Regions from separate parts of the Mus musculus genome. Here all the other regions are linked to region 4. The links are chromatin loops, found by intact Hi-C in ENCODE. Cell type or tissue: heart. All regions are shown on one strand. Region 1 holds the start of Elane (elastase, neutrophil expressed). Region 2 holds the start of Wdr18 (WD repeat domain 18). Region 3 holds the start of Cfd (complement factor D (adipsin)). Region 4 has its middle 14 kb from the start of Misp. Region 5 holds the start of Arid3a (AT rich interactive domain 3A (BRIGHT-like)).

The links. Hi-C counts contacts between places; a loop is a spot of excess contacts. Peaks named below come from ENCODE experiments on the same cell type or tissue, not always from the same donor. Only the 100,000 strongest peaks of a DNase experiment are listed, where the experiment ranks them.
Region 1: a loop joins it to region 4, with 4 times the contacts of the local background. A loop is called at or near these places in 17 of 42 quality-filtered maps.
Region 2: a loop joins it to region 4, with 9 times the contacts of the local background. A loop is called at or near these places in 19 of 42 quality-filtered maps.
Region 3: it touches region 4 in a loop (3-fold over the local background); 16 of 42 quality-filtered maps call a loop at or near these places.
Region 5: it touches region 4 in a loop (4-fold over the local background); 24 of 42 quality-filtered maps call a loop at or near these places.

Annotation. Positions count from the first base shown.
Region 1 is chr10:79,881,315-79,886,314 of GRCm38, reverse strand. Prtn3 (proteinase 3) reads right to left here. Exons shown (of 5, transcript NM_011178.2): 4 at 4,150-4,380; 5 at 3,141-3,497. The coding sequence ends at 3,339. It overlaps Elane (elastase, neutrophil expressed), which reads right to left and starts at 3. Exons shown (of 5, transcript NM_015779.2): 1 at 1-3. In heart, a CTCF peak has its summit at 2,468 (motif pointing left); DNase peaks (open chromatin) are centred at 1,654, 2,394, 2,844 and 4,144; H3K4me3 peaks cover 2,128 bases; H3K27ac peaks cover 949 bases; H3K27me3 peaks cover 1,039 bases.
Region 2 is chr10:79,955,785-79,960,784 of GRCm38, reverse strand. Wdr18 (WD repeat domain 18) reads right to left here and starts at 633. Exons shown (of 10, transcript NM_175450.4): 1 at 413-633. The coding sequence starts at 622. In heart, CTCF peaks have their summits at 710 (motif pointing left), 1,720 (motif pointing right) and 2,473 (motif pointing right); DNase peaks (open chromatin) are centred at 764, 2,444, 3,874 and 4,894; H3K4me3 peaks cover 1,798 bases; H3K27ac peaks cover 3,129 bases.
Region 3 is chr10:79,890,125-79,895,124 of GRCm38, reverse strand. It overlaps Cfd (complement factor D (adipsin)), which reads right to left and starts at 4,272. Exons shown (of 5, transcript NM_013459.4): 1 at 4,145-4,272; 2 at 3,513-3,669; 3 at 3,275-3,422; 4 at 2,876-3,133; 5 at 2,470-2,700. The coding sequence starts at 4,199. The coding sequence ends at 2,539. It overlaps Med16 (mediator complex subunit 16), which reads left to right. Exons shown (of 15, transcript NM_198107.2): 15 at 1-418. In heart, a CTCF peak has its summit at 2,197 (motif pointing left); DNase peaks (open chromatin) are centred at 1,594 and 2,164; H3K27me3 peaks cover 1,711 bases.
Region 4 is chr10:79,832,637-79,837,636 of GRCm38, reverse strand. No RefSeq gene overlaps it. Among named protein-coding and RNA genes, the nearest start is that of Misp, 14 kb to the right of the region's middle. In heart, CTCF peaks have their summits at 524 (motif pointing right) and 2,654 (motif pointing left); a DNase peak (open chromatin) is centred at 2,636.
Region 5 is chr10:79,924,527-79,929,526 of GRCm38, reverse strand. Arid3a (AT rich interactive domain 3A (BRIGHT-like)) reads right to left here and starts at 2,186. Exons shown (of 9, transcript NM_001288625.1): 1 at 2,127-2,186. It overlaps Gm40715 (a long non-coding RNA gene), which reads left to right and starts at 2,536. Exons shown (of 2, transcript XR_001779822.2): 1 at 2,536-3,065; 2 at 3,938-4,834. In heart, CTCF peaks have their summits at 1,751 and 1,952; DNase peaks (open chromatin) are centred at 1,246, 1,786, 2,556, 4,056 and 2 weaker places; H3K4me3 peaks cover 4,260 bases; H3K27ac peaks cover 4,117 bases.

The DNA.
Region 1 (5,000 bases), 49 kb before region 4:
CTCCCCACATCCCTACCTAACAGCCATACTTATAGCTGGAACCAGAGGCCGTTGTATTGCCCCATCCTGGCCACAGCCCTACTTCCTCCCTGGGACACGACAGTGGGGGTGTCATGGAGAGATGTGTGCCCCTCAGGGTCTCCATGTCAGCATCATCCATGCTGCTGAATACCAATGAAAACTCAGCAGACATCCATCTTCTTTTTTTTTTTTTTTTTGGTTTTTTTCTTTTTGGTTTTTCGAGACAGGGTTTCTCTGTATAGCCCTGGCTGCCCTGAAACTCACTTTGTAGATCAGGCTGGCCTCGAACTCAGAAATCCACCTGCCTCTGCCTCCTTCTTTTCTTTTTTTTAAAAATGGGATCTCAAAAAAAAAAAAAAAAAAAAAAAAAAAGAGCCGGGCTTGGTAGCGCACACCTTTAATCCCAGCACTCGGGAGGCAGAGGCAGGCAGATTTCTGAGTTCGAGGCCAGCCTGGTCTACAAAGTGAGTTCCAGGCCAAGGCTATACAGAGAAACCCTGTCTTGAAAAACAAAAACAAAAAAACAAAAAAAAAACAAAAAACAAAAAAAACTTAGGGCCAGGTAGTGGTGGCATGTACCTTTAAAATCAGTACCAGCGAGGCAGAGGCAGAGGCAGGTGGAGCTCTGTGAGTTTGAGGCCAGCCTGGTCTACAGATCTAGTTCCAGGATAACCAGGGCTAGACAAAGAAACCCTATCTCAAAATTAAATAAGTAAATAAATATATAAACAAACAAACAAAATCTCACGTAGCCCAGGCTAGTCTCAAACCCTTAATCCCCCTGCTTCCACCTCGTGAGTGCTGGGATGATGGTGAGCACCTCCGTGCCCACTTGGTGCCCTAATCTACAACTTATATCTGAAGGCCAATCTCTCTGCCTCAGTTTACCTCAGGTATAGTAATAACAGCAACACATACCTATAAAAGAGTTTCTGTGTGTGTGCATGTGTGTGTGAATATATGTGTGCATGAGTGTGTGTGTAGCCAGACTTGCCTGGAACTCACAGAGATCCACCTGCCTCTGCCTCCTCAGTGCTGGGACTAAGGGTGTGAACATCTATTCCCAGGACAGTGGGTCTTTTTAACCTGGGGTTCAGGACTAGACAGCACATGGCAGCCAGCTCAGCCCCTAATTTATGGCTTGCTCCTCATGACACACGGTCCTGCCTGACCTTATCCAAGCCTGGCACCCATGAGAAGGAAGTGCTGTCCTCAGCAGTTGCCTGAGTGTGGTTGCTGTGTGAGACTGAGTAACTGCTAGATCCTTGGACTTCCATTCACAGCTGCGACTGAACCATTGTTGGGAATTGGGCTGCCGACTGTAAGTCATCAATAAATTCCTTTACTATCTAGAGACTATCCATAAGTTCTGTGACTCTAGAGAACCCTGACTAATACAGAAGTTGGTACCAGGAGTGGTTCTAGAGTAACAGAAGAACAAGGATGAATCTTTTAAAATACTGGAATTGGCTTGTTGATCCACCAGCACAATCTGGAACCACACAAGGGGTGTACTCTTCTCCCATAATAGAAACAGGACCTGGGGCCCAGCCCCCACTCTGTGGTAAGCTCCCCCTCCTGTCTCTCCCAGGAGCCACAGCCAAGGCTGTTGCAAAACCAACGTCCCATCTCCAGGACGGGGCATGGGGCACGGGGCTGGGTGAAATCCAACTGACTTGAGCAGGTGGGCAGGATGCCAGGGCCCAACACCAGCCATGCTGGACTCCTCTATCCTTAGGATCCCAAGAGGAGCAGTGCCCTCCTTACCCAGCAAACTGGGCACTCAGTATCTGCCCTGTCTCCCTGTCTCCCTCGGACACATACTAACTGGTTTCCCTTCCTCCCACACAGTGAGCACCTACTTTATACACCACCCATGTCACATGGAGAGAGAGAGGTACAGGGCAAACAAAGCTACATGTCAGATTAGACTTAACCACAGCTGCACTTACTGAGCACCAGCTGTATACTATGCTCACCCATCCTGTCTGTGTACGGTTAGTGTGCCTTTAGGCTTATATTTCCAGTCCCCTGCTGTGGAACTTTAGGCCCAGAACCCCTCTATAAGTGAAGTTCTTCCTTGACCTCTGCTTAGTGTCCCCAGACCCTCAGAGGCTCTACAAAAAAAATCCCGACACAGCGATAGATGAGACGTGGGAACCCACCCCTCATGGGGTCTGGGGTTCAGTAGCAGCCTGCTTGCCATGTGTGTACCAAGCTTTGGGCTCAGCCTCAGCACTACATAAACCAGGAGCAATGGCACACAAGCCATCCCAGCACTCGGGAGGCGGAGACAGGAGGATCCGGGGCTCATGGTCTTCTTCAGCTGCGCAGGAGGTTAGAGGCTAGCCTGGGCTTACATGAGCCTGTCTCCCAAAACCAAAACAAGGTTAGAGAAGGAATACGCCTGTGGACTCCAGCCTGTCGGAATAAGCACAGCGCCACCTGGTGACTGCACCAAAAAAAGTCAGAGATCGTCCGCCTCCCACTTCTGAAGGTTCTGCCTTGAGTCCGTCCCTCTCTTACTCCTCCAGGGCTGGCTTGTGACCTCCTTCCCTTCTCCCTGGATAGCTCCAACTCCTTTCTCTACCTCTGGGGAAAGCGGGAGTTTTCCCACGTCGGCCTCTCCAGGAGCAAAGCTGTTCATTTTTCTGGCCTCTCTGTGCTCACCTCGTTTCCCTTCACCCAGCTCCTGGCTTTCCCACTGCTGTCCATCCTGCCTCCCCCACCAGGAAGCCTTCCTGTCTGCTTTAACTGGATCACAATGTTCAGGCCTCGAGATGCCCAGTGCCCCGCCCCCCAACGACGTGGAAAGAGCCAGGCCCTCGAGAAGCCTAGAGCTAGGGAACACTTCGCCATACCCCACCAGCCACAGTTCCTCATCTGGTTCTGGGATGTATCCGGGTTCTGTTTGAGGAAACTGGGGCACAGAGGTGAGAAGCTCAGGGTCATACAGGAGGACTGAACGCAGCCCCTGTGGTTCCAACATCTGTGGCTGAGGTGTGAGCCTGGGTCCCCTCCACCCTTTTCTTTTCTACATAGTGTATCCGGGGCCTCTGGCACTGAGGTTCTGGCCATAGATCCCAAGTCTATGCGGGGTAAAACAGACAGGAAACAGCTTTTAAATATGTCTCAGTTTTTATTGAGGTCATATGGAATAGGGAACAGAGCTGACTCCACTCCAGGGGGTGCTGCGTGGGTGGGTGCGTGGGTGAAAGAAAAGCCTGGAAAGGTCTAGTCCACCCCACTCCATTTTTTTCCCACTAGAGCCTGCTGGTCGCCCCAGCTTTAGGCTGCCTGGAGCGCAGAAGGGCACCTCAGGGCTCTGCGCCCCGCAGCACGTTTTGAATCCAGTCCACATACATGGACACCCGGGCGAAGAAATCAGGGAACTGGAGGGAGGCGCATTCGCGGATCACGAAGGAGTCCACTCCATGAAGAATGCCATTGCAGATCAAGGGGCCGCCCGAGTCTCCCTGAGGTAGAAGAGGGATCAGTCCCCAAGCTGACAGAAGTCAGCCAGGATGAGGGTATTTGAGTCCCACGGGATGACCAGGAGGCGTTCATTAGCTTCCTGTTGGATACAGTCTAAGTGGGCCCAAAAGGGAGGCACACAAAGGTGCCAAGTACACAGGAATGCCTGATATGTTGCACAGGCCCGGGACTGGTCGACAGATGGCTGATCGCCACAACTGGTGCTTGGAGATGGGTACAGACCATGCGTGAGAATGGGACAGACAGGCAGTGCAGCCATATTCAGATGCCCAACTTTCTCAGATGTCACTTATCCTCGAAACCCGGGCTCCGCAAAACCCTGCCCTCCAAGAGCCCGCCTCCCAGCCCATGGAGCCCACCCTCCAGGTCACCCACTAGCCCTCCTTCTAGCCCAGGCATCCCCATCTCTCCACCCCAGACATCCAGATTTCTAGGGACCCACAGTCAGCTGGGATCTGCCCCTCCGATGACCCCCACCTTCCATAAGGCTCGCCCTCCCCCACAGGCCACGGAACCGAATCATAAGCCAGCCCCACCGCAGGCCCCGTCCCAAAGAATCGCCTCGCCCTTGGACCCGCCCTTCATGGGGATCCATCACAGGCCACGCCTCCTGCGACCGAGCTGAGTACTCACGAAGCATATGCCTGCTGCCCTCCGTGGCACCAGCGTGCACACGTTGTGTTCCCGGCATAGGAAGGTGACCACCGTGACGTTCAGTTCCTGCAGCACACGGGGCGTGGGTGCTTGGGTGCCCAGGCGACCCCAGCCCATGGCCAGGCACTGGGTGCCCTGGGACAGAGTCTGGTCCTGCTGGGGCAGAGAAGCCACCGCCACCTCCTTGCCCAGGGAGGCTGTCCGGTTTAGCTATAGGAAAAAAGGACGTGAGGACTCGTCTCTTCCACTCTTTTGCCCTTTCTAGAAACCCCATATCCCCGGCGCTTGGAGTGCAGCAGCTGAATACCCTGATCTGTGCAGAGCTTCAAAACGTCTTTGGTGAACAGTCTTAGCCCTTTGGAGGAAGCTCTGTAGAGAGCTGTTGATATGTCCGGCATGGTGCAGAGTAAAGATAACAAGAGGTCACATTGAATGCTGTGCAGTGCCCAAACTCAATTCAATGCCTTAACTTTAATTCTGACCCAGACCCTTACTCAGGCTCAGTTTCCCCTTTAACTAAACACTGACCATAGCCCTAAGCCTAACTGAGCCCTACCCATGGCCTAGTCATTAGCCATAACGGTAACCAAAACTTAGCCTTACCCTTAGCTCTCAGCCTGGGCCGAGTCCAAGCAGCAATCCTAAAGTTAGCATCATGTGGACCATAGGCCATACCCCTCCACCAGGACTTAGATCGAACCCTAATTTAACCATCCTTATCCTATATCTGATCTTGGCTCTAGTAACCTTAACCCCAAACCTCAAGCTAGCCACAGGCTTAACCCCAGGCCCAGGTCTAACAGGACCACTAACCAAGCGCACCAGACAGG
Region 2 (5,000 bases), 120 kb before region 4:
GGAAGCTCTGTGTTCCAGAAACATCAGAACCAGTAACCCCAGGCCTCAGTCAGTCCTGACTATGAAGATCTGCGACTCTTTACGAGGGTAACAAAAGGACGGGCCGTCGGTCTCTGTCTTCCTGCGGCTCCTCAAGATCTCTGATCTGCCATGCTGTCCAAAAGCATGACCTCTAACGGACCCCATTTTCCCTTCTGCATCAAAATTGGCGTCCCTAACACTACAAGCGTGCAAAAGCGGATTCGCCATCGATCTTCATCTGAGCACGCGTGCGTTGGCGCCATCTCCCTAGGAGAAAACCCCTCGGCCTCCGAGTACGCCCTGTCACGCAGCCACCCCAGGGTCGCCGGGACCCCAACCCTGGCGGCGCCCCAGGACTCTCGGCTGCCCCGCGGACGCTGAGGCCCCACACCTTACGCTGCAGCTCCCAGGCGCAGATGTAGTTCTTGCCCTGCTGCGCCGCCAGCAGGTACTCGCCATTGAGTAGCGCCAGGCCTCGCGGCCCCGCTTGGCCGCCTCGGTAGGTGAGCAGGTTGGCGCCCGAATGAAGCTCCCACACCACGCAGCTCCAGAGCTGTGCCGCGGCGTCAGTACACACCACCACTTCCATGGGCGCCGCCATCTTGCTCTGCCAGTCCCGCCCCTGAATCCCATCATCCTTAGAGAGACTGTTAAGATGGCTCCTGGCCGACTAGAACGGCCATAGCGCCTCCTAGAGGCCAAACTGGAAAGTCTACGCATGCGCGGTAGCTTCACCAAGCCGAGGAGGCTGTTGATTGCCTGGTGCTTTACGGGTTCCAGGAGCCCTAACGTGCGCATGCGTAAAAAGTTCGCGGCTCTGGGGCGGAGCTAGCAGCAGGTGAGAGGGCGTAGCCAGACGACCTGCACATGCGTACAAGCCAGTGCGCGAAAGGCGTAATGCTAGACCCAGCCAAGCAGGTTAAAGAACACCAGGAGCTTCTTCGGGGGCGGGGCGGGGCGGGGCGGGGCGGGGCGGGGCAAAACAAAACAAAACAAAACAAAACAAAACAAAACAAAACAAAACAAAACAAAACAAAACAAAACAAAACAAAACAAAACAAAACAAAACAAAACAAAACAAAACAAAACAAAACAAAACAAAACTGGATTCCTGCACATGCGTAGAAGACTGGGGAGTCCCTGGCCGGTCAGCACTGTATTACCTCTGTGTAGTGGAAGGTATTTTTGCTACCTGTTTGCTGGGTTTGTCTTTTTTTTTTCTTTCTTTTGTTTTCTTTTTCTTTCTTTCCTTCTTTTTTTCTTTCTTTCCTTCTTTCTTTTCGAGACAGTGTCTCTTTATGTGCTGGGTGGCCTTGAGCCTCCACCACCGGTGACCGGTTTATTTACTTTCTTTTCTTCTTCTTCTTTTCTTCTTCTTCTTCTTCTTCTTTTCTTCTTCTTTCTTCTTCTTCTTCTTCTTCTTCTTCTTCTTCTTCTTCTTCTTCTTCTTCTTCTTTTCTTCTTCTTCTTCTTCTCCTCCTCCTCCTCCTCCTCCTCCTCCTCCTCCTCCTCCTCCTCCTCCTTCTTCTTCTTCTTCTTCTTCAGATATTTACTTTATTTACATTTCAAATATTGTCCCCTTTCCTGGCTTTCCCTCTGAAACCGGTTTACTTTTTTTTTTTTAAAGATTTATTTATTTATTATATGTAAGTACACTGTAGCTGTTTTCAGACACTCCAGAAGAGGGAGTCAGATTTTGTTACAGATGGTTGTGAGCCACTATATGGTTGCTGGGATTTGAACTCCAGACCTTTGGAAGAGCCGTCGGGTGCTCTTACCCACTGAGCCATCTCACCAGCCCCCGGTTTACTTTTTAAACCTTGTTTTATAGCAAAAATATAAACCACTGATCTTTATACTTTATTTAGACCAAATGAAGTTAGTGACTTACTGCATGTAAAATCAGGCTACATACTCATCAAGGATAATATGTCTGGCTGAGGTGAATTGGTGATTAAACTCTTACCAATCGACCCACGCCCTTTATGGATTTGCCGCTTCTTTGCCCTTTCCTCTTTTGAGCCATAAATTTCAAATTTGTATTCGGTTCACTCCGTGTAGACCCAAAAGGTCAATCTCTAGCCAAGCAACCTTTAGCCTCGGGTCACAGCTGCTGGTCATAGGCCAGGTCTAAAACCAAGTGTCCCCTCCCTCCCTCCCTCCCTCCCTCCCTCCCTCCCTCCCTCCATGTGCTGTTAGTAAAGGAGATTGCAAGCAATTGTGGAATCGCAGCTGGGAATGTGGCTGCCAGAGCGCTGCGCCTGCCGTGGCAGCAGAGCTGGACGCACGGTGGGATGGTGAGCTGGGTCTAAGAGCAGCTATTGGGCCTGTGAAGGGAGCAAGGTTGCATGCTGGGTGCAAGCATTGGACTCAGCGACCCTGCGACCTCAGGCCAGAAAGAGAGGAAACGAGTCCGAGTGAGGCGTGTCACCCAATGTGGCCCCAAGATGGCAGGCTCGAGCTGCGGGGGAACAGGGAGGACACGGTAGGTGGTTCTCAAGAGAAGGCACCACTTTGAGCAAGAAACTCAGGAACAAGGTGCTGTCCAGTGGCACAGACACAGGTCTGGCAGAGGATGGAGCATGTAGAGCTGCATTTGAGAACGTTAGAGGGGACAGTCATGTGCTACTTCATTATGGGAGAGAGGAAATTTATTCCCCAAGGTTTAAGCTCAGGTTGTTCTTAAACACCAGACACTCCTACCTCAGCTGCCTATGAGCTAGGATGAAGCTACTTTTAATGCTAAAGTGTGACTAAGAAGAGAAATGAGAGGTTATCTCAAGCTGCCTCAGTGGGTAAGAGCACTTGCTATTCTTGCAGGATACCTGGGTTCAGTTCCCAGCACCTTCTCCAGGGTGGTTCACAGTCACCTGTAACTCCAGCTCCAGGGATCCAACACCTTTGGCACTCAGAGGGACCTGCATGCCAGTGAATGTACCCCCCCCCCACAGATACATACATATTTAATTTAAAAAACAATGAAACAAGAAACAGATGGCTCAGCCAGGCAGCAGTGGTAGCGCACGCCTTTAATCCCAGCACTTGGGAGGCAGAGGCAGGCGGATTTCTGAGTTCGAGGCCAGCTTGGTCTACAGAGTAAGTTCCAGGACAGCCAGGGCTACACAGAGAAACCCTGTCTTGAAAAAAACAAAAAGAAAGAGAAGGAGAGGAAGGAAGGAAGGAAAGAAGGAAGGAAGGAAGGAAAAGAAAAGAAAAGAAAGAAAGAAAGAAAGAAAGGGCTCAGTAGTGGGGGTAGAAGGAGAAGGAAGGAAGGAAGGAAGGAAGGAAAGAAAGAAAGAAAGAAAGAAAGAAAGAAAGAAAGAAAGGGCTCAGTAGTGGGGGTAGAAGAGTTGGTAGAGGGGGTTGGATTAGCAGCATGAAGCCCTGGATGGGTTTCATCCCCAGTGTCACAGAAAACAAGCATGGGTGCACAGGTGTCATTGCAAACACTTGGGACCAGGAATCTGAGGTCATTTTGGGCTACTTGGTGCCTTTGAAGCTAGTCTGGGTACATGAGACCCCATGTCAGAATTTAAATAGATAATAAGAAATAAAAGAAAGATAGAAGACAATCTATCTTCTTTGGGTCCTCAGCACGGGGGTCAGGTATGTGTGTCAAAGGCCAACTTGGGAGCTTGAACTTGGGTGCAAAGTTCCACTTGTCAGGTCTGAATGGTGGGTGAGCTCCTTGTAGGAATCTAGTCCACTGGTTCCTTGCCTCCCCCCACGCCCCAACAACCTGTGGCTGATGGGTTCATGTGCTTCAGGCCCCAGGTACATCCCTATCTGACCTGAAGCTTTCTCAGCCTCCATTCTAGGGTGCTGGGCAGGGACAGCAGCTGGGGCAGGCTCTCCTGCAGCAGGCCAGCCCTTGAGGCTTGGTCACGTTCCTTCCCTGGGGGTGGGTGGCCAGGCAGACTCTGAGGTTAGAGGTCAGCCCGCCTCCAGCCCAGCCCCTGGAATGAGGATAGTCCAGTTGTGTAGGCTTTAAGAACAAAAGCCACACTTGGGCGTTTGAGACCACCCAGTTGCCAGACCTCTGAAAAAATGGAAGGAACCACCAATGATTGAGGGAGCTGCATCAGGGGAAACTGAGGCACAAACATAATTCCCCATACAGTAGCCCCAATGTTTCCATTCTGTCACTGCCTAACCATCCCCCCATGGATGGCCCATCATCTGGGGACTCCTCGGGGAGAAAGGATGATAGTGGATCCCCCCTCAGGAGGAGGGAGGGAAAGGATGATACTGGAACCTCCCCCCCACCCCCAGGAGGAGGGAGGTCCAATTGACCTCCCTGGAATTTTGTTCTGCCGGTCTGAGTAGTTTCGGATCCCTGGGTGGGATGTGCTACAGGGCTCTGAGGCATCTCAGAGCTGTGCAGCCTCAGGGCCACTCAAGTTCCCTTTCTGATGCTCTTTGGCCAAGGAGAGAAAACAGCAGGACCAACTAAGCCAATTTTCCTGAAAGACTTTAAAAATAAATAAACAAATACAAAAACAGCTGGCCCTTATCCTTCACCCCCAAGTTGGGTGTCAGGGGCAGGTGGATGACATCCTTCCTCAGGAACAGGGTATAAAATGCTGGTTTGAGGGGCTAGTAGGAGCCAGCCAGCAGCTGTTTTCCTCAATTCTGTCAGCAACCTGAGGATGGACTAGCCTGGGCCAGCCTCAGTCAGAGCAGGCAGGATGAGCATCGGGTGGGCCAGGTCTGGGCCTGTCCACTAGGCCGCATCTGCCTTGAGTCATGCAGTCTCCCAAGTCCCCTGTGTAAGGTCACTGCCCGTCAAGGTGTGCCCAGGGACCCTCTCCCTGGTGCCCACTGAGGCACATCACAGCTGGAAGTGGCCAAGCCAGGTGTGGCAGCACACACCTTTGATTCTAGTTCTCTGGAGGCTGAGGGACTCGTGAGCCGGAAGCCAGGAGGCAAGTAGGTGGCCTGGTCTCCTGGAGGTTACCAGGAGCTTTGGTCCCTGGATG
Region 3 (5,000 bases), 57 kb before region 4:
GTGTGAAGGAGCTGGGCTGTGTATTCATCCTTTAAAAGATCCACAGTGGCCGGGCGTGGTGGCGCACGCCTTTAATCCCAGCACTCGGGAGGCAGAGGCAGGTGGATTTCTGAGTTCGAGGCCAGCCTGGTCTACAAAGTGAGTTCCAGGACAGCCAGGGCTACACAGAGAAACCCTGTCTCGAAAAAACAAAACAAAAAAAAAAAAAGATTCACAGTACATAAAGCCCCTTGTCCTGCTTGGGGTCGTCTGCCTCAGTTTTCTTGTCCTGCTTGGGGTCGTCTGCCTCAGTTTTCTTGTCCTGCTTGGGGTCGTCTGCCTCAGTTTTCTTGTCCTGCTTGGGGTCGTCTGCCTCAGTTTTCTTTGGGTGCCGGTGGGAGGGGAAGACTGGCCCAATAAAGTTCTCTGATGCACTAGGCTTTGGCTGTCACCGTGGTCCCCACCACTCTGCCCACTAGGTGAGGCTCCGTGCTGAGGTACCCACACATTTGGAAACTGAGTGACTGCTGGCCCCACTTGTGTCACAACAGACTTTCCCCTCCCCAGCTGCCTCATCTCCTGGTTTTTGTGGCCTTTGCTGTAGTCCCCAGAGGTTCTGCTTTCTAGCATCCATACCACACCTGCCCCCTGCAGCCTCGGGTGGCCAGGCCGCAGCCTCTTTGCTCTTGGTAACTGGTGTTTTCTCCCTGGAGCCCTGTGGAGCTGAGTACAGGGCAATGGCCACGATGACCCAGCTCTGGGGAGGGCCTGCCTGAGCCGGTGCCCCGGAGGATGCTCCACTCTGCTTGGCTACTTTGTGGGTTCTTCTTTCTTCTACCCCTTCAGCCCCCTGACACTAATGGGGATAAGGGGTGACATCACGTTCAGACTGCCTCCCACTGATGAGGAGCATTGCGGTCCTTGGGGCAAGTTTGATGTCACCAGCAGGATATCTAACTTCTTTGCACAGGACTGCTTAACAAACAGCAACCAACCACCAATCCACTATCAACAACAACAACCCTAGCATATATATATCCTCTTAAAAATCCCCAGAATTGCAAATGTCACACAGTTGGAGAAACTAGCTGCAGCTGGCAAAACCACGCCTCTCCTAGATCACGAGGCAAATCATAGTCAGCTGCTGTGGACAGTCTAAAGTAGCCCCACATCTCACACCCGAGATTAAAGCAAAAACCAAAACCCAGAATTATCGATGTACTCCACCGCAGTGTGAGGGAGCTACAGTCAGACAGGGTAACAGTCCCAGGTGAGCATCCCAGCTTTGAACTACCTTCTCCTCAGTGCTGGAAGAGGCAGGCATGTTGTGCCTGGGAACTGGTATACCCCTTCAGAGTTTTGTGACTTCCCTTTGCCCTGCCCACTGCTGCCCCTAGAGCACCTCCTCTGCCAACAGAAGCCAGCAGCATGGTGGTGCAGCATCCTGGCCATGCACAAGCTCGACTTCCTGACCTCCCATAGCCGGAAACATGGCCACCAGGGTGGCAGTCCTGGAAGACTGCTCCGGTCCACTCTCTGCAGAGTGCTGGCCGTGCATAGACATGCATATCAAGCCATCTAGGGGACGTGCTAGACGCAGCTGAGTGGCGTCCCAGGCTCCTCTGTTTAGGTGCGGAGCACTCTGGGATTGTGGGACAAGTGGTGCTAAGCACTAGCCTCCCGAGGGAGTAGAGCTGGGCCTGGCCTGTGTCTGTGGCTATCCCTCTCCATGAGCCTGGTGGCAGCTTGTTCATAAAGATGACTCCAAGCTGAACCTGCCTAGCAGAGACAAAGTTTAGACCCAGGATCCAGTTCTATCCTCTTTCACAGCAGGGTCCTCAGTGGTTTCACCTCTAAGATCCTTAGTCTCCAATACCTACAGGAAGCCAGAAGACTCCCTTTGCCTCAGTGTCCTGTTCTCCTGGTAGAAAGACACAGGGTTTGGGTCCAGGTTCTGCCCATTGTCACCCACAGGGTTCCAGCCTGTGACAAAGACATTACCAACTCCCTCTTCAGTAAACCAGGAAGGGCTCTGGGTTGGAATCCAGTCTTGTTCATGGCCGCTCTGTGCCTCAGTTTTCCCTTTTAGTATTTATGTGGTAAGGCTCAAAGTAAGAGCTGTCTGAGCCCAGACAACAGTCCTGGGTACAGCAGGACCTCAGTAGGATAGGAATGAGCCCCGCCTCACAATTCTAAAACAGCACGCGCGCCCCCGTGTGGCCAAGCGTGAAAACACCCGCCTTCAGGTGTGTATGCAACAGGCACTCAATAAAGATGCACAGGGCGGGCTGGTGAGATGGCTCAGTGGTTAAGAGCACTGACTGCTCTTCCGAAGGCCCTGAGTTCAAATCCCAGCAACCACATGGTGGCTCACAACCATCTGTAATAAGATCTGACTCCCTCTTCTGGTGTGTCTGAAGACAGCTATAGTGTAGATACATATAACAATAAATAAATCTTAAAAAAAAAAAAAAGAAAGATGCACAGGGCTCAGATGCATGCATTTATTGTGAGCCACGTGTCTCTTGTTTCCCTGAGCCACGTGTCTCTGGTGTCCCCTCAGGATGTCATGTTACCATTTGTGATGTTTTCGATCCACATCCGGTAGGATGACACTCGGGTATAGACGCCCGGCTTTTTGCCATTGCCACAGACGCGAGAGCCCCACGTAACCACACCTTCGACTGCATCCCCGCACACTAGAGGGCTGCCGGAGTCTCCCTGTAGGGCAGGGCCACTAGTGACATGCCCACCCAATAGCCAGCAAGAAACTGACTCCCAGAAGCTCCTGAGATTCCTGAACCCCACCCTTCCCACAAGCCAGGCCCCCTAGCTAGCCTCCACAGCCCCTCAACTCCACCCACCCACACCACATCACCCAGACTGTGTCCCTCACCCTGCAAGTGTCCCTGCGGTTGCTCTCTGCACACATCATGTTAATGGTGACTACCCCGTCATGGTACGTGCGCAGATTGCAGGTTGTCCGGTTCATGATTGACACTCTGAGTTGATGCAGGACATCAGGCCTGCGTCCTGCATGGGTGACCACACCCCAACCAGCCACGTCGCAGAGCGTGCCGGGTTCCACTTCTTTGTCCTCGTATTGCAAGGGTAGGGGTCTCACGTGGGGACCCAACGAGGCATTCTGGGATAGCTAAGGGTGGGAGGGGCAGAATGTCTGAGTAGGGGCAGAGTCAAGAAAAGAGATCTGAAGCTGGGGTGGCGGACAGGGATTCTGGTGCAGAAGGTAGGGTCGAGGCTAGACTCTTGAGTACAAAGGATCCAGCTCTCTCACCTTAAAAAGAATGAGGTCGTCCTCAAGGCTGTCAGGTCGGCTGCCCGGGTGAGGCACTACACTCTGCACATCATACCATCGCTTGTAGGGTTCAGGGGCGGACAGGGAGTGGGCACCCAGGAGCACCTGCACAGAGTCGTCATCCGTCCTGGGGACAGGACAAGGGCGCATCTCAGATCCACGTCCCAGCCTCCCGAGGCCCCGCTCCTCCCACCCCCATCCCACCCCTGCCACTCACACTCCATCCATGCAGTGTGCAGCACTGAGCACCCACTGCTCGTCCAGCAGGGTGCCACCGCACACGTGTGTGCCGTTCACTTGCACGGAAGCCATGTAGGGCCGAGCATGGGCTGCGGCCTCCTGGCCACCCAGAATCCGGCCTCGGGGCTGTGCTGCTGAGGAGGGTAGGTGTATTGTAAGGGTTGGGGTGGGTTGCACCTAAAGAGAACCCACTCTGACCACAGACACCTCCAACCCAGTTGCCCCAGACCCAAAAGCGATCTCAGTAAAGTGCATTTCCGAGGGGCTGCAAATTCAGGGGCCTGTGGGTGGTTTACACCCCTCAAGACCACAGTGAACCTGCAGTAGGCTGAAGACAACTTGTAGCGATCACTTTCTTCATCAAATGGGTGTTCAGGCCCTTTAACCAGCTGACCCTTCTCGCTAGCCCTAAGGTGAATTTTAGTTCTTTAATTCTGTAAAGTATACAGATTTCAAATCCAGATTCTTGCTGTTGATAAAAGCTCTGAAACCAGAAGGCTCAGATTACAGATTAGTAATTTGGAGAGTGTTTCACTGCAGGGGACTCCTGCTGTGCTGGCCCACCAAGGGGGCTGCTGTGTCAAACTGGTCCCTCCCTGGTCCACTCACCACATACAGCCGCTCCCAGGATCACCAGAGCCACGAAGTACACGGAGCTGTGCATTCTGACAGCAGGCACTGACCCAGCAGGCTCTCAGGGCTGTTTTATGGACTCCTGCCTCTTACCTCCTGCCCCTTGCCTGGTGGGCAGAAAACCAACTAGGGAAGGGGAGTCTGCACTTTCGGTGTGTCAGCCCTTCTGGGACAGATGATGTGAACCTGTGAGGTGCAGGGGGCAGGGCAAACCCTCCTCTCCCTCCTGCATGGCACCCTGACCAGTGCCCACTCTCAAGGTAGGCATACACAAGGCACAACGAGAGCAGAGGATGGACCACCTGTTGTCCTGGCCCAGTGAGTATCCTTCCAGCCATGTGTCTGTCATGGTGTCTGTTAAAACCAGAGCAGCAGGAGGTCGGTTAGTAACACCCTCCACCCCATCATCTCTCCCTCCTCTTTCTGCCTTCAATTTGGAGAGAAGGTTGCTTGACAGTGGGGGAAGGGCACTTAACTCCTTTGTCCTCATTCCTGTGTCTGTGGGGTCTCACACCTCAGCAAGCAGAGTGTTGCCATGAGGTTTCATTTCCTGTGAATTCTGCCTTCAGGTTTGGCTTGATCCAGGCGCAGCCTCTGTCCTCACCAGGCTCTTCCCTATTGTGGTTATGGGGACCTTGACTATAAAATCAGACCCTCATGCCAATCAAAGTCTTGTTTGGCTGAGCCCAGGTCGCAAGCTCTTCACAAAAAATAATCCTGAGGGTGGGTTCTAGAGGGGAGAGATTGGGGCAAGAAGGATGGGAGCTTGGGGGCTCAGCTCAGCCATTCCCTGTCTTTAGAGGTGACATGATGTTGTAGATGTGTTGTCCAC
Region 4 (5,000 bases):
TCTCAGAGAAAGGACAAAGTGGCCCCTGCCCATCACACGGCAGCCTCAGCTCTAAGGAGCAAGGGATAGGAGAGTGGGACCATCCTGGGCTATGGAGTTAGTTCAAAGCCAGCTTAGCCTAGTGTCTGTGAGACCCTGTCTCAAGAGAAAAAACTGTGGATGACCAAGAGCAAAGGGCTGACATAGCCATGGTTTCCATCCTCACAAGGGGTGGTCCCCAAATCTACAATACTGTGGGAACCTGAAAGCCTCTGTCCCTGTGTAGGATCCAGGCAGGAAGCACAGCCACTCCAGATTCAAATGGTACCATCATGCCAGGCATGTGGGAAGAAAACCCAGGCAGCAGAAGAGAGGGAGAGAAGAACAACAGGATGGGGCTCTGGGCTACTGCGAGAATTTATTATTTCAATCTTTAAAATTTTTATTTCTTTGTATCTTATATGCATGAGTGTTAGCCTGCATGTATGAGTGTACAGTGTGTATGTGTGTGTGTGTGTGTAGTTACCACAGAGGCCAGAAGAGGGCACCAGACCCCAGGAACTGGAGTTATAAATGGATGTGCACTGCTGAGTGGGAATCGATCTTGGGTCCCATTTAAGAGCAATACGTTCTCTTAACATCTGAGCCTTTATGGAGAGGATTTAACTTTTGACATTCATAAGGTGGGATGAGAGAGGAGAGATTGTCACATGTTGCTGTAGGATGCTCTTTCTACTGCTTGGAACACATAGGTGGAAACCAGAACAGACCTGGGGACCACGAGAGAAGAAAGAGAGATGGGAGGTTAGTGGAAAAGATGGAGGATGGTGGGGGGGTGGGGGGTGGGGGGGTAGGGGGGGATGGTGGAGATGGTGGGGGATGGTTAGGGGGTGGAGGATTATGTAATGTCCCTCCTCCAGCCCCACATTTTAAAAGAAGATCGATTTATTTATTTATTTATTTATTTATTTATTTATTTATTTATTTATTTATTAAATATAAGTACACTGTGGCTGTCTTCAGACACACCAGAAGAGGGCATGGAGCCATCATGTGGTTGCTGGGATTTAAACTCATGACCTCTAGAAGAGCAGTCAGTGCCCTTAACTGCTGAGCCATCTTGCCAGCCCCCAGCCCCACATTTTTTTTTCTAGACAGGGTTTCTCTGTGTAGCCCTGGCTGTCCTGGAACTCACTCTGTAGACCAGGCTGGCCTCGAACTCTGAGATCCACCTGCCTCTGCCTCCCGAGTGCTGGGATTAAAGGCATGTGCCACCACGCCCGGCAGGGGTGGGTTTTGGGGTCTCTTAATGCTCAAACCCTGCCTAGTGCAGAAGAGACCTTCCTCCTGGCTGCCTTTGGAAGACGGTCCCTTCTGCTGCCTTTGGATTAAGATGTAGAACTCTCAGCTCCTGTGTGACTAGCTGACATAGCTTATGGTGCTGGGTGTGGAGTCTAAGGCCTCCTCCACATTAGATGAGAGCTCAGCTCACTGAGCTCCACCCTTTATATGCATCGTCTCTCTATATATCTCCCTGTGCAGCCAAGGCTGGTCATGAATTCGCTTCAATCTTCCAACCTCTTGAGGTTTGACTTTAGAGATGTGTGTCATTGTGTCTGACTTAAAATTTTTATAGTTGCTGGGGTTGTGGTGGCCCATGGCTTTCTTGCCTGCAGTTGGCAGGCAGAAGCAGGAGGATTTCTGAGTTCAAGGCCAGCCTGGTCTACAGAGCGAGTTCCAGGATAGCCAGGGTTATGCAGAGAAACCCTGTCTCGATCTCCCCTCCAAACAAAACAAAAAATAGAAAATGGGTTCTATTCCTAAGAGCCACATGGCAGCTCAAAGCCAATACCCTCTTCTCACCCCTGGCACCAGTCACACATGTGATGAACAGGTATACATGCAAACAAAACACCCATAGACATAAAAATATCTTAAAATCTTAAAATAAATAAAATACAAATTAAAATCTATGTTTATAGCTGTGTCAGAGTTCTTGGATAGTGTGCAGGAGGCTGTGGCTTTAATTCCCAACATGAGAAAAAGAAGTCCAGACAAGCAAAGTCCAGGCTGGCAAGCTAGCTGAGCAAGCCGGACCTGAGTCCTACCCTTAGAAGTTATCAGGCATATGTTAATGGCGCACGCCTTTAATCCCAGCACTTGGGAGGCAGAGGCAGGCAGATTTCTGAGTTCGAGGCCAGCCTGGTCTACAGAGTAAGTTCCAGGACAGCCAGGGCTACACAGAGAAACCCTGTCTTCAAAAACAGAAACAGAACCTATGTCAAGGTGGAGGCAGAGAGCCGAGTCCACAAAGGTATCCTCTGACCTCCACATCCCATACCATTTGACCTCACACCATCCCATAACAAAAGTGAATAAAATTTAATAGATCCAAACACATCTACCCTGCATGAATCCCTCCTAGGTCAGAACGTTAAACGCTGTGCAGGAGACATCCCTGGAATTCACACCAGCTTTGTGCTGAGTGGCCAACATTCCTGCTGCCCTCTCAGCCCAGGGCTGTTCCAGGAACCTGCCACAACTGTTCCTCATCCTTGGGGTTTGGAGGGAAAACCTTTTAGTAGCTACAGTGGGGACCCTACTCCCATCCCCACCCCAACAGTCAGCTCTTCCGCTGCCCAGCAGCATCGTCTGGGGCTGGTGTTTTGGCTCCCTCTGGTGGCGCAGTTCAAATGCTGCTTCTAACTGGGAGGTTTTGACTTAACCCTGCTCCAGAGACATGTCATTAATTCTGCTCTGCTGTGTTCCCCTGTGCAGGGTAGCCTCGGCGATACATGCTGGGGTAGGGTGGGGTGGGTGGAGTGTTGCTAACAGAGTCACTCTTTCGTTCAGAAGAAGAAACTGAGACTAGGTGAAAGAGAGGCAGAACTGGGATTGTGTCCTGGGCTCAGCCTGAGCTTTCAGATAGGGAGGAAGAGGTGGGAAGGCTCTTTCCAGCTTAGCCTGAAGCTGCAGTTAACTTTTTGGTTACCTCTAAGAGGTGGTGGTGCTCACCTTTAATTCCAGCGCTTGGGGAGGTAGAGACAGATGGCTCTCTGTGAATTCATGGCCCATGGGGAGTGGCACTAGTAGGACCTGTGGCCTTGTTAGGGTAGGTGTGTCAATGTAGGGTTGGGCTTTGAGATCAAGCTCCGCCCAGTGCAGAAGAGACCCTCTTCTTGGCAACCTTCAGAAGCAGTCTGCTGCCTTCGGATCAAGATGTAGAACCCTCCGCTTCTTCTCCTGCATCATGTCTGCTGCAGGCAGATGATGGTAATGGGCCTAACCACTACAATTGTGAGTCAGCCCGAATTAAATGTTTGCCTTTATAAGAGTTGCCTTGGTCATGGTGTCTCTTCACAGCAGTGGAAACCCTAACTAAAGCAGACCCTGCCTTGAAAGACCAAAGCCAAGCAAGCAAGCAAGCAAGCAAGCAAGCAAGCAAACAGACAAACAAGAACCAATACATTCTAGTGTCACCAAAGCCAGTTTGAGTTGTTTTGGTTGAGTTATCTTCTTTTAAAAAGACCTTTGGCTGTTCCCACACCCAACTTTGGTTCTCAGGGGTCCAGCCACCGATTGGTTCTGTGACACTAACAAAAGTACACAACCTCTCTGATCCCCAAGCCCACCTCGGTTGGGACACACTTCCCACAGTGAAGGCTTCTCCTGAGGCTAGTCTGTGACAACCATGGGAGGAGTTTCCTTGGTGTCAGTGGACTTTCCTGCTGTTAGTAGATATGATATGTCACACGCAGTCTACACATAACTGGAGATGAGAAAATACTCCAGTCTCAGCCCCAAGACCTAAGCTTGTCGCAGAGGGAACCCAAGGCCTGTTTCCTGTTGTGCTCAGTCTTCCCAGAGAGGCTGGGTTGTGGTCGTCTTGTAGAGCCTTAAGCCTGGGAGAAGCCTCAGTTATAAATGGCAACAGGGTGGGGTCAGACACCTGCCATGCTGATGTTTGAAGTGGAGACTTCTAGTTTCTTTGGAAAATCAGTTATGTCAAATGATGGTTTGCTGGGGCACACGGTGAAAGTCTGCTAAAGCAGACACGTGGAAGAAAGTTTTCCTGAAGAAGACACAGGGGAAAGGATGCTTTCTGGAGCAGACATGTGAAAGGACCACAACATAAACTGATACATACAAAGTGTTTTTATGATCTGTTACGCCCGCCCTAAGCTAACACATCATATAATGCTTAAGCACTTGTTGAGACCTGGCCTTTGCTCCTCCTCAGAATCAGAACTGCCTTTGTGCAGCCAGTACATGACAGTGCATACATGATCCTTTTTTTTTTTTTTTTTTTGAGACAGGGTTTCTCTGTGTAGCCCTGGCTGTCCTGGAACTCACTCTGAAGACCAGGCAGGCCTCGAACTCAGAAATCTGCCTGCCTCTGCCTCCCGAGTGCTGGGATTAAAGGCGTGCACCGCCACCGCCCAGCACACGATCCTTTTTGATAGCTCCAGATTGACTTTCTCAAGCATTTGTCCCGGACTCTTCTGCCAATCGATGTACAAAGCATTGGCAATTCAAACATCACAGGTCAAAGGTCACAGCACGTCTGGTCTAGGGGACATGGCTTCTTCTGCTTGAAGGTATGCTTGAGGAAGTGCCTTGCGCTTTATCCGCCTATAGACTGTGGCAGAGAGTGCCAGTTTCCCAGGCAGCTGTACTTCCCTCAGCCCTGGCTACCGAGATCTGAGGGTGGTTCACCTCAGACTGACAGGCCACTTGCCTCCCCACACCCCAGAGCGGTCGATTTGAATCTATGAGAGGACTCTTGATGGAGGAGTATAAATCTGACCCCACAGACACTGAGAGACAAGCACCGAGCTTTGGTTTGGTTTGCTCTACCTCTTTGATAAAAACATGCATGTATTGGTTCACCTTACATAGTGTTTTGGGGGTCTCTGCTTGTGGTAACGCTGCCATTGAGAGAAACTTGTCAAAGAACTGCTCATGAGGTTCCTGTGACATCTTGCCCCTTCAGTGGCCTCAGGCTAGTTGGTGAGCCTTGA
Region 5 (5,000 bases), 92 kb before region 4:
CCACACTTTCAGCAGAATTCTGGCAGGTGGGTGGCCCCAAAGGAAAAGAATGCCAAGGGTCACCCCTTTCAGCCTAGGCTTCCCAAGAAAGAGAAACCTTGGAGGCCTGGACACATGAGTGGCCTCAACACTCAGTCCCTCCACACCCTGTGGCTGCTGGTCACCCTGGTCCACCAGACTCAAGAACTGCTGGAGGGGACATTTCTGGACACTATCTGGCTTGATCCATCGCCCTTCCCCCACCCCGCTGAGCACAAACCCCCCCCCCACGGAAATGCTGAAAGCGACGCCCCCTCTTTGAGGGTGGGGTGGGGGAAGGCATGAGGAAAAAGCTAGAGGAAGCCCCTCTCCCAGCCTCCCGTCCCCCCACCCAGGTCTGTTTGGTTTAATGACCCTTCCTGGTGGAGGGTGGGGGAGGGGAACAGGGTAGGCCTCCACTGGTGGGGCTGGTAGCCCTGGAGGGACACAGATGGAAACCCCAAAGCTGCCCCTAGGTCAGGCCTGGACATCCCCCACCCTCTAGAGGTACCGGTACCCTGAGCCAACGTTGCCCATCCTTATAGACCCCTCCCCCAGCCCTTTGTCCTTGGCCCCCACCCTCAATTTATGGCATTCTCAGAAAGATCTACTAGGAACTGGTAGCTGGTGTTTGTGGAAGGGGGATCTGGCTGCAGTGGGGAAGAGACCCAGAGCCACACCCTAGTCCCCCCACCACCTCCAAGCCTCAGGTCAGAGAGAGAGAGAGAGAGAGAGAGAGAGAGAGAGAGAGAGAGAGAGAGAGAGAGAGAGAGGGAGGGAAGGAGGGAGGGAGGGAGGGAGAGAGGGAGGGGGAGAGGGAGAGAGGGAAGAGAGAGAGAGAGAGAGAGAGAGAGAGAGAGAGAGAGAGAGAGAGAGAGAGAGAGAGAGGTCACTAGCTCGGCCAGGCCTTGCAAAACACGGTTATTTGGAGTTGTGCAAGGCCAGGGCCCGAGGGTGGCGAAAGGGGCCCCTCTCTCCTCCAAGGGAGGTGGAGGGGGAAGGGCAGGAGCTGGGGAGGGGGCTGGGAAAGAAGGCACTGTGCCCCCCCAGGAGACGTGTGCAAAAACACACCCCAGTCAGAGGACAAATGTAAAACAACAACAAAAAAACAAACAAACAACCCCCCCAGTGGAGTCGGTATTTCAAAGGCTTCTTGGAAAGAGCGAGCTGGGGAGGGGGGGTGACCCTGCTGCCCAAGTCGTAAAAAACGGAAGATATTTGACAAACCCGCTGCGAGTTGACACACACGCGCGCACTCCGCGCTTCCTGCTCCCTCTTTTGTGTCGGGGGGGGGGGGGCAGGGGACCCTACCGGAGGGATCTGGATGGGCGCACCCCGCGGGGCAAGTGGAGACCCCAGTCCCAGTAGTACACTGGAGCTAGGGAACGAAATGGGGGGGGGGAGATGGGCGGACCCCGCTGGACACAGGTTTGGAAGAGAAAAAGAACTGTAGGTACCGGGGCGTGGTGGCGCGCCCGGCCTGGGATTTTCCCAAGCACTTGGGAAGGAAAGCTGCGGCAGGGGGATGGCCTCGAGTTTCAGGCTAGTCTGAGCTTTAACTCGAGTTCTAAGTCAGCCCGTACTACACAGTAAGATCCTATCTCCAAACATCTTTTTTAATTAATAAGAAAAAGCAAAACCATGTTCCCAGAGCGCAGCCCCCAGTCCTCTGCGCGCGCGCACATACACAGACACACACACCCCGGGTCCGTTTCCTTCCGCCAGGGGACAGCGCGCACTCGCGACCCCCGCGCACTCGTGTACCGGATGAAGGTCTCCAAGATCTACAACCGCAACAGCCACCCCAACTCTGATCCGTCAAGTCGCATACTCAGCCCTGCACCCCTCTACGCGCGCGTCTTTGCCTAACTTTGGAGACCCCGCAATTGTCGGTTTCCAGGGTGCCCTACGCTGCCACCTTTAGGAGAGATCGCTAGAGCCGCGCTGCAAAAGGCCTTACCGCCCGGGGTGGCCCGGGGGGCGCATGCCCCGGTGCCCGGAGCCCAGCCCAGAGTCCAGCCTGCTGGTGGCCTCCGGTGGCCTCTCTCCCCCTTGGCCTCCCCCTGGTGCCCAGTGCACGCTCCTGGCTTCGGGGTCACCCGCCTCACCGAGTCTCCAGGCCGCGTCTACATCTCCATCCGTCTGGATCGGATAGGGACGAGGTCTCCGCGCGCGACCGGGCCCCCCGCCCCGCCCCTCCCCCACCCAGCAGACGAATCGCCGTGTGACAAATTGCTCTCAGATGCAAATACCTCGCCGGTGATTCAGCAGCCCCGGGGACGCAGGAGGAGGTGGTGGGTGTCTCTCCAGGGTCCCCCTTTCCAAGCTTTCCCAGGACACCACACCGGGGTCCCCCTTCTCCAACTCAATCTGAGGACGTCCACGGTGGGAGGAGGTGGAGGGGAGCCGGAGAGCCGCCACAGAGTGGACGGAAAACTTCAGGTCGCGGCCCCTTTAAATGATAATAAATAATAAAAGGAAGGGGGAACCGGACTGAGGGACGCTCCGCCCCCATCTTAGGGACCGTGCGCAAAGTGCACGCCGCAGCCCACGGCGCAGAGGCCGCGAGCGGGAGGGCGGGGCTGCGAGAGCCCCATCGCGGGAATCCCGAAGAGTTAAAAAGGGTTCCTCGCCCCACCTCTGAGCGGAAAGTCACCTGGGCCCCCGGCCGTTTCCTGGTTTCACCCGGAACGCAAGATGGATAAGCCAAGCTTGGAGCTGGAACCTCCGCCCACTATGCTACCCTAACCTTCCGGGCCTGAGGCTCCACGTCTCTGAAATGGGCTTAAAAACCCCCGGCTAGGCTAGATCTGCGGGGGCTGGGACGCTGGGGTGTGAGGGCGCTGCGTGCGCAAAAGCACCGGGTTGGGCTGCGCGCGCGTTCGAGGAAATGCGAGGAACCGTGACGACCGTACCTAGGAGCGAGGGAAAGGAGGGCCATCCTTTAACCAACTCAGTGAAGCCCCTGCCTCGGTCTACCCAGTTCGTCTCGGGAGAGTACTGGATTCTGAGGTCCCATTTTGCAGGCTGGGAAACCGAGGCATGATGTGAGCTCAGCTAGAAGTTGAGACGATTCTAGTGGGTAACGCCAGTGCTCAGGGCAACCCCCGACCTCGACTAGTTCCCCATAGGTGGTGCTCAGGTCCCTTGTTAGACTGTTGTGGGGATCTTGAGCAGTCTGCCCCTTGAAAGCCACTTGTGTGAGTGTCTGGAGAGATGGGGTGGCTCCGGCCAATCCAAGTTCCCGGAATCCTCCCTAGAATCTGAGACTGCAGCAGTTGCTTGGAACCTTAGCCTGCAAGGCTAAGAAAGTTGCAGGTGGCAGCGAACTGCGCCTTCAAACTTTAGACACCTTGATGTGTTGGGGTGTGGCCCCGGGGTGGAGCTGGGCCTGCACACCAGCATTCTTCTCCAGCATCAAACGGGCTACTAGCAGATCTTTCTCCCTCTAATCATCTTGTGTGTCCCCTGTAAACTTGGGCAACCCCCCAAAACATTCTGCCAAGATAATGAAAGCAACATACATTCCCATTCTCTCTCTCTCTCTCTCTCTCTCTCTCTCGTGTCTGTGTGTGTGTGAGAGAGAGAGAGAGAGAGAGAGAGAGAGAGAGAGAGAGAAAGAGACCGAGACCAGAAGGGCTTCAGCAGCTCACGCATAGAGGTCCTAGGAAAACTTAGTGGAGTCGGCTTTCTCCTTCCACCTTTATGTGTATTCTGGGATGCCAAGATTCTCAGGACGCCAAGCTTGTCAGCAAGTGCCTTTACCTTCTGAACCTTGTTGCTGACCCCTAAAATACTGTTCTTAGTATTTTTTGATAGAATCTTCAAAGACAAAAGCCTAAATCTGCTGGTCCCTTTTTTATGGCAGGGATATATTTAGCCAAGGGTCCAGGTGGCAAGCATAATGACATAATGACAGGTCTCCTTATGACAGGTCTCCTAATTCACAAGATACAATTCTGGCAACTTGAAAGGCATCCGACTCGCGCCGCAGGGTGTGCGCGCCGCCTGCCGGGCGCCAGCGGAACTGCGCCCAGGGTAAGATTTTTCATCATGGAGGCGGGGCTTCAACCCAGCAGTGGAGGCCGCCAGGTGGTGCTATCGCACCTGAAAAGACGGTTTCCCACGTTAGATTGGGAGAAACTGAGGCCTGAAGTTCTCCTACATAGCTTTTTTTCTGTTGAAGACAGGGTGTGAAGTCATGAATCACGAAGTGTATCACGAAGTTAAAGTACAAGGAACGGACACGCATGACCACATCATTTTCAGATTGTATTGACACTTTTGGATCCTGGAGATGAGTGCTCTGTCCGGGACCCGCCCAGACCCTCACTGGGGGCATTGTAGACAGGAGGTGAGGCAGATGTCAACAGTGGCTCCCGCCTTTATACTCCGGCGCCTGAGGCAGAGGCGGGGGGATTTCTGAGTTTGAGGCCAGCGTGATCTACAGAGTGAGTTCCAGGACAGCCAGGGCTACACCTTGCTAAGAGACACCCTGCTTAGGAAGACGGACAAATATGGGGTCCCATTGTGTAGCCTTGGCTGGCCTAGAACTCAGAGACATCCGCCTACCGCAGTGTTTGTCTCTCATGCTGTGGTTCCTTTATAGAATTTTACTTCTGAGGCTTTTGGGATGGAGTCGGGATTTTTCCTGATCTTAGATATCAGATTTGCCATTCCTGTAGGCCTCCTTTCTAACCCTAAGGATGTATGAACCCCTTAAGGGTAGATTCATTTCAGGCTGGATTTGTAATTGAGCGGTGGCTGTCTGGAAGTGATTAAAACGGGGAGCTGGGGCCTGATTTTTTAAAATGTATTATTATTTTTTTTAAGATTTATTTATTATTATATATAAGTACACTGTAGCTATCTTCAGACACACCAGAAGAGGGAGTCAGGTCTTGTTATGGATGGTTGTGAGCCACCATGTGGTTGCTGGGATTTGAACTCTGGACCTTTGGAAGAGCAGTCAGGTGCTCTTA